2 separate regions of the Homo sapiens genome follow, and region 1 is linked to region 2. Evidence: chromatin contacts called from ENCODE Hi-C or POLR2A ChIA-PET data. All regions are on one chromosome and are shown on one strand. Each heading gives the region's core, a stretch centred on a gene start or an enhancer-like site at or near the end of the contact. The rest is flanking DNA. Distances are from core to core; before and after follow the strand shown. Region 1 overlaps ELFN1 (extracellular leucine rich repeat and fibronectin type III domain containing 1). Region 2 holds the start of ELFN1 (extracellular leucine rich repeat and fibronectin type III domain containing 1).

The links. A loop is a pair of places that touch in the nucleus more often than their neighbours do. ChIA-PET counts read pairs that join two places held with the same protein, here RNA polymerase II (POLR2A). Pooled maps may share reads with other maps.
Region 1: a map of cardiac septum shows a loop between it and region 2 (2.2-fold over the local background). The contact joins the enhancer-like site here to the promoter of ELFN1 in region 2. A Hi-C loop is called at or near these places in 8 of 168 maps with a recorded cell type or tissue (HepG2, Right ventricle myocardium inferior, cardiac septum and 3 more) and 5 of 50 pooled maps. POLR2A ChIA-PET finds 5 or more read pairs at or near these places in 1 of 52 experiments (WTC11).

The regions. Positions count from the first base shown.
Region 1 is chr7:1,712,244-1,718,103 of GRCh38, forward strand. The region is part of intron 3 of ELFN1 (extracellular leucine rich repeat and fibronectin type III domain containing 1); the gene reads left to right. Among named protein-coding and RNA genes, the nearest start is that of LNCRI, 21 kb to the left of the region's middle. RefSeq lists enhancers at 488-1,388, 1,389-2,288, 4,208-4,907, 4,908-5,607. Within about 2 kb of position 1,641, at least 3 of the 41 ENCODE cell types and tissues checked have a DNase peak (open chromatin) inside an H3K27ac peak, as active enhancers do; they include heart left ventricle, where a contact is called at or near this core.
Region 2 is chr7:1,667,895-1,674,222 of GRCh38, forward strand. ELFN1 (extracellular leucine rich repeat and fibronectin type III domain containing 1) reads left to right here and starts at 2,383. Exons shown (of 4, transcript NM_001128636.4): 1 at 2,383-2,460. RefSeq lists enhancers at 1,107-1,814, 1,815-2,521, 2,522-3,228, 3,229-3,935.

The sequences.
Region 1 (5,860 bases), core at 391-2,890, 44 kb after region 2:
CCTGAGTAGCTGGGACTACAGGCACCCGCCACCACGCCCAGCTAGTTTTTGTATTTTTAGTAGAGACGGGGTTTCACCCCGTTAGCCAGGGTGGTCTCGATCTCCTGACCTCGTGATCTGCCCGCCTCGGCCTCCCAAAGTGCTGGGATTACAGGCATGAGCCACGGTGCCCAGCCTTCTTTCCTTTTTTTTTTTCTTTTTTTTTTGAGACGGAGTCTCGCCCTGTCACCCAGGCTGGAGTGCAATGGTGCAATCTCGGCTCACTGCAACCTCCACCTCCAATTTTCAAGTGATTCTCCTTCCTCAGCCTCCCAAGTGGCTGGGATTACAGGCACCTGCTGCCATGCCCGGCTAATTTTTGTATTTTCAGTAGAGACGGGGTTTCGCCATGTTGGCCAGGCTGGTCTCAAACTCCTGACCTCAAGTGATCCGCCCACCTCAGCCTCCCAAAGTGCTGGGATTACAGGTGTGAGCCACCACACCCAGGCTTTCTTTCCTTTTTAAAAGTCAGACAAGCTCTGCCCTGCTGGGTTTTGGATGTGAAATGCTGGGCAAGTCATCTTCTACCTCTGGCGTCCCTCTTTTATCTCTTATCTTTTATCAGGACAGCTTCAAGTCCCTGCCCACATTTTATCTATAAAATGGGGAAAATAAGGCCCCTCAGGAGGGAAGCGTTCAGTGGGATGTGTAGACCGCCTGGCATCAAGTAGATACTCATTCGACCACCCTGGGTACTGCCCTGAGCATGGAGTGGGAACTCAGCAGTCTCCGGAACACCGATGCTGCATCCATGTTAGTTCTTTCCTTCCTCCCACAGATATCTGTCCTTCCATCCCAGCCCAAGTTCAGGCTCCTCCAGGCTCACCACAGCCTGGTGGGATCACCCCAGCCCCATAGCCTCCGGAGTCCTCGCCAGGCATGAAATCTCTGTCTTCTCTCTCGCTTCAGCCCCAGGCTGCAGACTCTGTGCTGTGAGCCTCAGAGCCCGGCAGGTGGGAGACAGTGCATAAATGTTTGTTGAATGAGTAGATGGGACGCTTCCCAGCCCGGCCCACCTCAGAAGGCAGGTGGCAAGACAGATGGGCCCTGGCTCCTGTGCGGTCTGACGGTGGAGGCAGCCGCTCCGCTGAGTCTTCCTCAGGAACTTGGGGTGGGACGCATTGTTTCCGAGATCCCTTCTAGGGACATCCTTTTGTCACTCAGCGAGTTGAAGTTTCCCAGCTTCTAAAGCCCCTGCCCCTCCCCTCCACTTCCTGTGTTCAAGGCCTGGTCCCTAGAAGTTGCTTTTATCCAGGCAGTGATTGAGAGTTTAGAAGGGGCTCTCTGGTATCCTGTGACCCTGGGTGACCTTGGCTGGACTCCTTCAGCACCAGGGAGAGAGGCCGGTGGCTGTGATAGGAGGCAGAGGCCTGTTGAAGGCAGCAGGGCCTGGGAGCCCATGGAGGTGAGCCCAGACCCTCTCTGCAAGCCCCTTCCCCTCCGTAGGTCTCGGTTTCCCTCTCTGGGGAGGGGGGGGCGATGTCCTTGCCAGCAGAGGTGCTGCTCAAGTGCAGGGCTGGCATCCCAGCGACTCGCCCAAGGCCACCTCGCCAATCCCCGCACCCTGCGTGCCACTCCCCCAGCACTGCCGCACGCCCGGCTCCCCTCCCCCACCTCTCCAGGAGCAATTGTTTATCTGCCAGAGGGTGACAGGCGGCTGTGGCTGGCATGTTGAGCCGCCGTCCAGAGATCAGCTGGCGGCTGCTGAGCAAACAGCACGAGCTAATCAGCAAAAGGTCACGCCGGCTCCCCGAGTCCCCGCATTTGAAGTCATGCCTCACACGGGCGGGCTGGAAGGAACCTGGGACGTTGAGTTAGTGGCTCAGTGACCAGGTCAGCTTCAAGTCACAGCCCACAGCTCATCGCCCAGTTGACCAGCCTACGCCTCTGAGGTTGCATCTTCTAGAGATTCCCCAGCCCCAAGGGAAACCCATCGCCTGTCTCCAGGTGGAACAAACCCTCTCACGACAGAGGCTCAGCCCCCAGCATGCGGAGGGGCCAGGCTTAACCACCCCAGCCCTGCCCGCTCCCCCTGCCCGGGACAGACTGTCCTTCAAAGCAGCAGTGCAGGGCTGGGCAGCATCCCCACCAGAGCTGTCCGTTCACCACCCCCCACACCACCTCTGACTTCAAGCCTACCGCCTTCCTCTAAATCCATTCAGTTTTTAAAAACTTAAATACATTTATTTAAAAGGGAAGATTTATAGCACTACTACAAATGGAAAACAAGCCTCTCTTGCCATAAATAGAATTCATAATCATAAAAATAAATTCAGTGGAAACAAAACAATGTTATTAAATTCTAGTTGGATGCTGTAGCCCCGGGGGAGGCTCAGAGCCCAAGGCCTACTATTGCTTTATTAAAAAGGGAGAGCAGTAAGTGTGCAGAGGTGTTCAAGACTCACCAACCCTGATCTGAGACTTTCTTCTTGTTGTAATCAAGAGTTTTAAAGTGAGAGTAACTTTCTCATAAAATGATTCAGTAGTATTTTATGCTGTGTCAGCTAGGGACTGAATTTGGCTGCGCAAGACAAACCTAAACACTGCATGGTTGAACCCCACGTGGGGGTCATTTTTCTTACGCAAAGACAGCAGCAGTGGAGCTGGTACACAGCCTAAGGGGGTTGTCAATGGTCCAGGTTCCTTGTAGCTTCCTGCTCTGCCACTGCGGACGTTTGTCCTCATGGCCTCAGGATGGCTGCCACACCTCTGGCCATCGTATCTGCATCCCAGGCAGGAAACTGGGAAGTGGGGTAGAGGTGAAGGAGAAGGGAATACACCAGCTAAGTCTGTTCCTTGTCATTAGGAAGGTAGCAGCCAACAGCCTGAGAAGGAAGCTTCTCAGCCAACGGCAGAGAAGAGCCGTTCTCTTGCCCACGGCAGTCACTGCTGCCTTTGGGTTGGTGCTTACTATATGTCTTATTCATTTGCCAAGTAGTTGTTTGGCACCTACTAGTTGCCAGGCAATAGACCTTGTCCTGGTGGTATTCACAAGGCTGCATGCTGGCATTTGTGAGATGAGCCACGGCCCACTGTGGGGCATCCCCCAGCCTGGGTTCTCCCTGCTTCCGCCTCCACCCCACACCTGGCTGCTTCTCCTCATAGGAGCCCGGCACAAGGGCACCCCCTGCCTCCATCCTGTCTCCCCTCTGCACACACCTGGGACTGCCCAAGCCCAGCCTGGATGGAGTCGCCCCGTGGGCCACCCTGGATGAGAAGGGAGCTATTCCTTTCCCCTCCCCAGCACCTGGGTCTCCTGCCCACTTCTGCCTCCCAGAAAGCCCCTTCCCCGCTGCAATCAGCCTCCTCCTGCAGGCAGGCCAGGCTGCAGGGATCCAGCTTCTGCTCCTAGATCTTCATTTGTCTTTTAATTTCCTCCTGTAATTTACATCCTGTGACTCCTGTAATTTACATCCTGTGACTCCTGTAACTTAATTAGCAGACAGAAGGCGTGGCTGCAGATGCCCAGCCCCCTGCCTCTGGCCTCTCCCGCTGGGCAGGACCTGGAGATTCCCTCCTCCCCCTGGGTCAGGGCTCCTGAAGGCTGCCTCCGGCCCCAGTTTGCCCATCCCTGCCGCAGAGTTTGTCTTTCAGCCTGAGCTCTGGCCTCCTCCCTTCATAGACCCTACCCCCGACTTTGAACTCTGGCCTCTGACCCCTGGTCTCTGACCTGCTGTTTGGCACCCAGCAGGAGGGATCTGTCCCAGGCCCAGGTTTAACTGTGGGCGCCATTGCTCACCAGCTGTGCACACAGAGGCAAGTCATGTAACCTCTCTGTGCTCTTCCTCAGTGAGTTGGGGGTGAGGGTCTGTGAGTAAGTAAATGAGAAGCCAGGAGCCCTCTCAGCTGTGCCTGCTCCTCTTCCACGTGTTCCCATCCCCTGCTCACCCCAAGGTCCTGCCCACCCCAAGGTTCTGCCCACCCTGAGGTCCTACTACCCTGCAATCCAGCCTTGGCTTGAGCTAATTCCAGGTTTCCCTGCTGGTCCCACAGCCAGAGGGTCTAGGGTCATCGTGTTGTGTGCTGTGGAGGCCCCAGGGGCTCACACAGCATCTGGTGAGGTGACGGCCTGGGTAAATTCTGAAGCCCTCTTGGGGCCCTGGCATGTGCCCGGCGAGCCATCTGGGCAGGTGCCACTGAGTCTTTCTCCCCCATCCTCCCTCCAGAGCCTTAGCTGCCTTCCTTCCTGCCGCTGGACGTGGGCGTATGTCTGTGTGTGCGTGCGTGTTTGTGTGCCCCAGGCTGGCCCGGCTACATGCCTGCACAGGTGTGATCCCCAGGTCCCCTGCATGTGCAAGGATATCCACATTCTGCACACACAGGTGTAGGCATCCCTGTGCATACGTGTCACGTGATGACCCCTGGGGCTGCATGCGTGTCATAGCTGTCCCCTCCCCCTGCAAACTCAGCCCCAGTGACTCACAGCCAGGACTGCAGCCGCACTCCCCCAGCCTCACCCGGGAAACTGTGATTCCAGCAGCTAAAGTGGGTCAGAGAGCGTGCAGGGGAACTGGAGGGCCTGGGGAGGAGGCCAGCACCAAGGCCTGGCTTGACGGCAGCCATGGAGGGGGAGGGGAGAGGAAGGAGAGTAGGGAGAAGAGGAGGATCTGCAGGGGCCAGGGCGCAGGCAGCCGGCATGGGGCATGGGAGCCAGAGGGAAATTAGTAGACAGGGCTGCTGTTTTTTCATAGCAATGATTTGATCTGGAAAGATGTGGCCCAGAGCTCAAGGAGCTGCTTCTCTGCCAGAGCATGCAGGAGGGAGGAGGGGGAAAGGCGTGGAAGGAGAAGGACACATTTACTGAGCACCTTCTTGATGCAGCCTCTCCGTAACACCACAGCCCTGAGCGATAGGCATCAGTGGTGCCGCCGCACGCAGGAAATAGAGGCAGACAGGGGCCGTGCATCTGCCCAGAGCCGGAGCTCAGGAGAGCCACCCACACTCCAGTATCACAGCCTTGCTGTTCTCTGCATGGAGATCACAGGTACCTGGAGCAGCCCATGGGGCTCTCTGCCTGCCCTAGCTTAGGCTGCTCAGGACATTGGAGTATCCTGGCCTGGCCGCTTGCAGCATGGCCCTGAGATGCCATGAGCACCTCAGTGGGCCGCAGTTCCAGGCTTGCTCAGCTGACACGCTGAGACTCTGGGACACCCAGGAAGGGGCAGGTGGAGGTAGGCAGTGTGTCCAGTCTGCAGGCACATGCTACGGTCCTACTGTGTGCTCCACTCAGAGGAAGGTGCCGGGGGAGCTGGAGCCTTAGCTGTGCCCCTGGGAGCCCAGGCCTGGCTGGGGATGTGGTTCATGGGGGAGCCTGACCTTCCCAGAGAGGAACGGTGCATGCATGCAGACCTCAGAGAATCAGACAGATCAGAGTGGCCTTCTAGGAAAGAAGAGTGTGTGGAACTTAGAGGGGCACAGGGTGCTTTCGGGTATGAGAGATGGCAGAAACAGTGGCGTCTCCAACACACGTGGCATGTGCAGCATATAGGGATGGCCAGGGTGGGGCTGTGGTGCCAGGGTGGGCATGTCAGGGACAGGTCGCAGGGGAGGAGGAAGTTGTAGTCCTGCTTCTCCTCCCTTCCCCCTATGCGCAGAGTACCTCCAGATTGTGCCAGGCCCCCTCCCTTGTAATCTGCTCCTCTGAGCGAGAAGCCTCTCATCTGTATTAGGTAGGACAAGCTGTTGAAGAACGGTAGTTTAAATAAGATAGAAGTTTATTTCTCTTTCACAAACAGCCAGAAGTCAGTGGCCCAGGGCTGGTAGGGTGGCTCTGTCACCATCACCTGCAGTTTCCATGTCTGGAACCAAAGTGGCTGCTCCC
Region 2 (6,328 bases), core at 1,133-3,632:
GGGGGAGGGGCGACCCGGCCGGGACTCCGGGGACTCGGTCGCAGCCGGACGGCGCAGCCTCCGCTCGGGGTGGGGGGGGGGGGCGGCCGCGAGGACTCGACCCCTGCCGTGCAGCCCGGCCTCCAGTCCTCTGCCGTCCCCTCCCCCAGCTCCAGGTTTCGCTCTCTGCTGGGGTCCTGGCTCCTCAGGTTGCGGGATCTCGCCTCCCACGGCCCCGCGCGCGTACCCCTACCCGCCCCTCAAGTTGACCTCTGAGGTTCTCCGTGGATCTCAGACCCCGAGTGACCGCAGAACTGACCTCTGGGGTCAGGCAGTACCGGTCAAGGGCGCTCTGAAGAGGCCCTCGGCCTCAGTTTGCACCCCGAGGAAATGGACTCATCATGCCTGCTCCTGGGAAGTAGCAGGACGTCCTGGCGCGGCTCCTCCGGGCAGGCGCCCAGCACAGCGCAGGGCACACGGGGGACACCTGCGAAGGCAAAGGAGGCTCATTCCAGAGCTTCGGCTGCACTTGGCCAGCACAGGCCTGGGGGAACCTGCTGGAAATGGGGATCCAGTACCTCTCTTGGGGTTTATGTTTGGCAGGCGGAGTGGATAGGCTGGGGCCCGGAGCCCGGTGGTCATCTTCTGCACAAGGCTGGCCAGGCCAGAAGCTGGAGGGTAGCTTACTGGGACCTTCCAAGCGTGACCAAGGAAGCTCTGGGGGCCGACCAGCTTCTCCCTAGTGGAGCTGCAGCTGGGGAGACCTCACAGACAGGCAGGGAGGAGAGGGTGCCCCGCTCACCGCCGGCCTCGTTCCACAGGCCCAGGCCTGGCACATCCCAGGCTTGCAGTATCTATCTGGTGGGTAAACAAGGACCTGCTCTTGGCCTGCGGCCTGGCTCTGACCGTGGTCCAGGTCGGGGCAGAGGGAGAAAGGCCACAGCTTAGGTGTTCCAAACCACCGGTGCCCTTCCTGCCGGCCCCTGGGGCTGTGCTGGGTTTCCAGGGCCCCTGCCCCCCAGTATTTGCATGAAATCGTGGGGGCGCACTGGCTTTCGTCCTAGCACTCCCCTTCAAGGCTCTGCACCCCTATCACGGGAGCCCCACCCAGCCAGCCGAAGGAGGCCACAAGCTCTAAATTACTAAATTCGGGCCAGTGCTGGGGGCCTGGGAGCCAAGGCAGCTCAGAGCCCACTCTCCGATTCTGGCTCCTGGAGAACCCTAGGACCCGGGCGTGTCAGGCCCTGCAGCCGGGCTAGGCCGGTCCATACAGGACTGAACGGCGTCGTGGGCGTTCATTCACATTCCCTCTCCGGTCCCCACACACTATAGGATTTATCTTGATTTGCTGCCTTTGAATTGAGTCAACTCTTTTGTATGCTCGTTGAATTGCCCAGCTGCTGGCGGCGAGCGGAGAGCGTGCCGGGGGTACTGAGGCCGGGAACCAGAGGCGGGCGGGGGACAGGAAGCGGGGAGGGGGCGCCGGCGGGGACGCGCGGGCTGCGCGGGGACTGGAGAGGGTCCCCAGGCGCCGGCCGTTCTGCGAACGCGGGCTTGTCCAGGCACCGCCGGGGCCTGCCCGGCCCGAGCGTGGAGTCCCGAGGCTCCTGCCGGGGGTCCAGGCTGCCCCTGGGGCTCTGCCTTCGACGCGCTGTGTAGGGCCAGATTCTGGGCCTCTCTTGACTCAGTTTCCCTTCCTGTAACATGCGGACGGGGGCTTCCGCACAGGCAGGTTGTCAGGGTGAAACTGAGCCGAAGAGTGCTCCAGAACCCCCTGAAGTCCTCACAGAGGTTGGGGTGAATGAAGGAAGGAAGCGGGGCCAGGGCTGGGCAGAGGAGGCCCGGCCTGCGCCCTGCGTTCTCCGCCCCTAGGTCCCTGCCCTCCCGGATAAGGGGCGGACCGACGGGAGGACCTGAGAACGCCTTGGCTTTGCTTGAGGTGGTGGGAGTCGCGGGTAGCTTGTTCAGCCAACAGCTGTCGCCCCCACTCCCCCCACCCACCCACCCACCCCCTCCACCTTTTAGATGTGGGCGGGGAGGGCCGGGGACGGACCGCGAGGACGCCCCCTGCGCTTTCTAGGACCTCCCCTCCTTCCCCAGCCCCTGCGCGTCGCCGGGAGAGGGAAGGAGCGGGTTGCCGCGGGGAGCCGAGGAGAGCAGGGGGCTCGGGAGGCCAGGGAGAGAAGGGGAGGGCCAGAGGCTCCGAGCCGGACTCGCGGCGGAGGAAGAGGGGGTGGAAGGGAGCGCGCAGGCGGGCGAGGGAGCGAGGGAGGGAGAGAAGGAGGGAGGGAGGGAGGGAAGGGGGGCGGGAGGGGGCAGGGCGAGCTTGAATTCCCCCCCGGCCGCGCGGCGAGGGGCGGGGCCGCGCGCGCAGATCGATGGGCGAAGCTGGGGAGGAATTTCAATCCCGGGAGCGAAGTTAGAGCTTGAAGGACGGCGGCGGCTGCGGGCGCAGCCCCGGAACCGAGGCCGGGCGGGCAGGTAAGCGGCGAGCGCGGCCGGGCGCTGAACCTGGGGGACTTGGGACCCGGACCACCCCCGGGGAGCGGCGCGGCCAAGCCCCCCGCCACCTCGAACCCCGGGCGTCCCCGAGTGCGCAGCGTGCGCCCCCAGCCCCTGCTGCGCCCCCAGGCCTGGCGCGCGATCCGAGCGCAGCGGGCAAAGTTGGAGGAACTTGGCGGCGGCGGAGCGGGCGCAGGCTCAGCCCGACAAAGCCCGGGGGCCCGGGTCGGGGTCGCTGCCGCAGCCCGCACGCTGCCCCGTGCCTCCGAGAGGTCCCTTCCCCAGCGCCTCTCTCCCTTCCGTCCCCCTTCGCCGTCCGCACCCTGCCCGGCGCCCCCCAGACGCGGCCCCCTGCCCTTCCCTTCCCGGAAATTAGGGGGCTGTCCTCACCTCCTGGCCGAGTCGCTGACCCCTCCCCAGGCTCGCATCGCCCTCCCTGCTGGGCCGCCCTCCCCCCGACGCTGCGAGCCTCCTCGCTCCGCGCGGGGACCGTCCAGTCACGCACGGGGAGGGGTCACATTCCTCGGTCCCAGCCCCTGAGTCCAACCACTGGCGGGGGGGTGGGGTGGGGGGCTTCGCTCCGAACTGAACTTACTGGGTGCTTTCCACCCCTCGCCCCACCTGGAGTCCATCCTCGTCCTCGTCCCTCTGGGGGCTGGGAGGAGGCTGCCAAGCCTCCGTGCCCCAACCTGCCTCTAAAGACAAGCGCCCCCATTTCCATCCTTTGAAACCTGCAGGTCACCTGCTTGATGCTGAGGGTGGGGCGGGGGGCACTGCCTGCCGTACCGCACACCGCCCCCCCCCCCATAAAAACGACACCCTCTGAGATGAAAATCCGGCTTTTCCAGGTCTCAGCTGTGTGACCTTGGGGCAGGTGAATCTCAGAGCCTCAGTTTCCACACCTGTGAAATGGGGCTAGGATGATCATGCCTTCTGAAAAAAACGAAGGCTTAGCAGAAAGGGTCGAGGCCGGCCGAGCCAGGTGTGCACGTCCTCAAAAAGCCTCCGTGCCAGCACTTTCCCTTCCTGCACACCCGGAGTGGGGCCTCTTTGGACCCTGGCTTGGGCTGGCTGCCTCTGCCGCTCATTCCCTCGATTGGGCTAAGGGCTGTGCGGAGAGCCTGGGGACAGAAGCTGTGGAGGGACCGGGAGCCAGGAGCAGATGTAAATGGCAAATCTCCCCATATTGCCTCTCTCAGGGGCTGCCCCCTAGAGAGGCCCCCAGCCTCCAAAGAGGTCCAGCTTGCACCCAGCCTTGGGGGAAACCCCATTGGGTTGGGCATAGGTTGCTTGAAAAGCATCAACATGCTCCTCTTCTCTGCCTGGCTGGCCCCCTGGCCTCCTGCCCCCTGGGTCCCTGCCCCTGCCACCTTTTAATTGAACAAGCATTGAGAAGACTGGCTTACAGGTCCCAGCCCAGGTTTGCGCCCCACTCCACCAAAGCAGGGGGACAAACTCCAGGGGGCCGTGTGTGGGAGGGGGTCACCCCCTCACCTGGATTTGAGGGGGTTTGGAGCCCAGCCAGGACCCCAGCACTTGGGTCCCTCATTTTCCTGGGCATACGGTGGTCAGGGAGTTCTGATCCCCACCCCTAGTGGGCAGAAGACCTGGGGGTCTCCAAGTCAGAGATTGGGGGCCATGCCCCTCCCCCTGTCCTACAGCCAGCTGTGCAGCCCCCTCCTCCTCGGCCGCAGCAGGACTGCTGTGTGCGTATAATTCAGGATGATACAGCAGGCTCGGCAGGCAGCTCCCGACTCCCAGAAAAGCCAGTGGGCACCTGAACCAGAGCCACACTCCTGAGGCCTGGTAAGTCTGGGGTAAGGGTGCAGGGATGTGGTGGGCACCTGCACCCAGGACCAGAGGAGGGGAGGGAGGGCGGCGTCCCTTCCCCACCATGCCCCAGGACTGCCACTGGAAAGCACTGATTTTTCAAAGTGTCTTTGGAGGCAGGCTCCCCACACCTGGGCCAGGGAGAGGCTGCTGCTCCTCCACCTCCCTACCACGGTCCCCACCAAGAAACAGGTGTCCGGGGTCCCAGCAAGCGCCCAGGGCCAGAGCCTGGAGTAGTTGCCTGTCTCGGACCCCGGCATTTGAATATTTTCACCCTAAATGTATACTTGTAGGCTTCACCTGCTCTCCAGGAGAGAAAAATTAATGGGACTAAAATATGACCACAGTGCCTGAGATCAATGGGGTAAAATCGGAGTGGCTGCCTGGGTCCCATGTTGGTGACTTTCTCTATCTGTTTCCAACACACACGCATCAGCTCTAGATTTTGATAGAATTTTCTAAGCACTCAGGAAAGCCTCCTTCTAAGGTCCCCCTGAGGTCAGAGCCCCCACCCCAGGATCCCTTCCCCCCCGACAAGCCAATTCCCCATTTTGGTAGGGGACTGTGTTTCTCCGTGCCAGACTCAGACACCATCGCATTGGAGGAAATTTATGAGCAGAGGTGCATGGACTTGGGGTGTTCATATATCTTCACAAGAAAGAAACAGGCAGGCCCTCGAGATGCCCGGGTGGGTGGTGCATAAATACACGAGGGGGCCGGTGGCGGGGCGGGGGGCAGGATTAAAAATGCAAGTGAGTGACAGGCGAGAGATAGATAGATCTCCAGGGCTGGGTGATGAGGCCATAAATTTCCAGGCGTGAACCTGGAGCGGATGGTGGCACCGCCGCGGACATTGGATACATTTGTCATCTCTCCAGCGCCCCCCCCCGCTCTTTCCTTTTTGTTTTTGTTGTGGATTTGGTTTCTTCCAGCACAAGCTCAGGTGTCAAGTGGCCTTGGGTGGGTGTTTGTGGGGGTGGCTGGTGGTGGAGCCACTGCAGTGGACGATGGCGCCATCCATTCCAGCACCAGCTGTACAGATGGGGAGACTGAGGCCCGGATTGGGGTGGGGCCGGAGAGGGTGGTGGAGGGGTCCTATGTCTGGCGTCTGTGTCCTGTTGTGTTGGTTCAGGTCAGGGGATTCCAGCAGGGTGGGAGGCCTTGGTCGTTGGGGGCTGCTGCCTCCCTTCACCCCTGTGCACCCTGAGCCAGTCAGTGGCACCGACAGTAAACAGGAAGCAGGGTGGCAGCTATGGGCACTCGAGCCCAGCACCGTGCCCCCCCTCCCCGCCCCCTGCCCCGGATGTCCCTTTCCCAAGGCTGGTGGATTGAGACCTGGTTCTGTCCCACCTCTTCCAGCCTCCTGGGGAGGGAGGGCGGGAGGTGAGAGACCACCCTGGGAGCGCTGATGGCAGACAAGGGCCAACTGTGTGCCCTACCTGGAGCCTGGGACAAAGCCCAGAGGAGCCTGGCTGCCTTGGAGCTGGCATCCCCAGATGGAAAGACAATGGTCTCACAAATAAATGTGCCTCCTTTCCCTCGGAGATCAGCCGGTCCAGCCCCTGAAGATGGTCCAGCCGGTCCATTTTCCAGAAGGGTCCAGCATCGCCCGAGGTCACACAGCAAGTAAGCTGGAGCTGTGGCTGGACCAGGCCTCCACACCTGTAGAGCTGTCCTGGGGCAGCTGGGGTCTTGGTCTTGGAGAAGAGCTGGAACCCAGGCTGAGGCAGGAGGGGGTCCAGCAGGGCTTGAGGGACCTTCAGAGGGGAGGCAGAGAGGACGACTACTCCGCTCCCTGCTCCAGGCCACGGGGGTACACAGGAGCTGGTGGGGAAACTGAGTCAGGCGGCGAGGACCACTGCTCTGCTCCCTGCTCCGGGCCGTGAGGGGTGCACAGGAGCCAGTGGGGAAACTGAGTCAGGCAGAGAGGACCACTCCTCTGCTCCCTGCTCTGGGCCATGAGGGGTGCCCAGGAGCCGGTGGGGAAACTGAGGCAGAGAGGACCACTCCTCCGCTC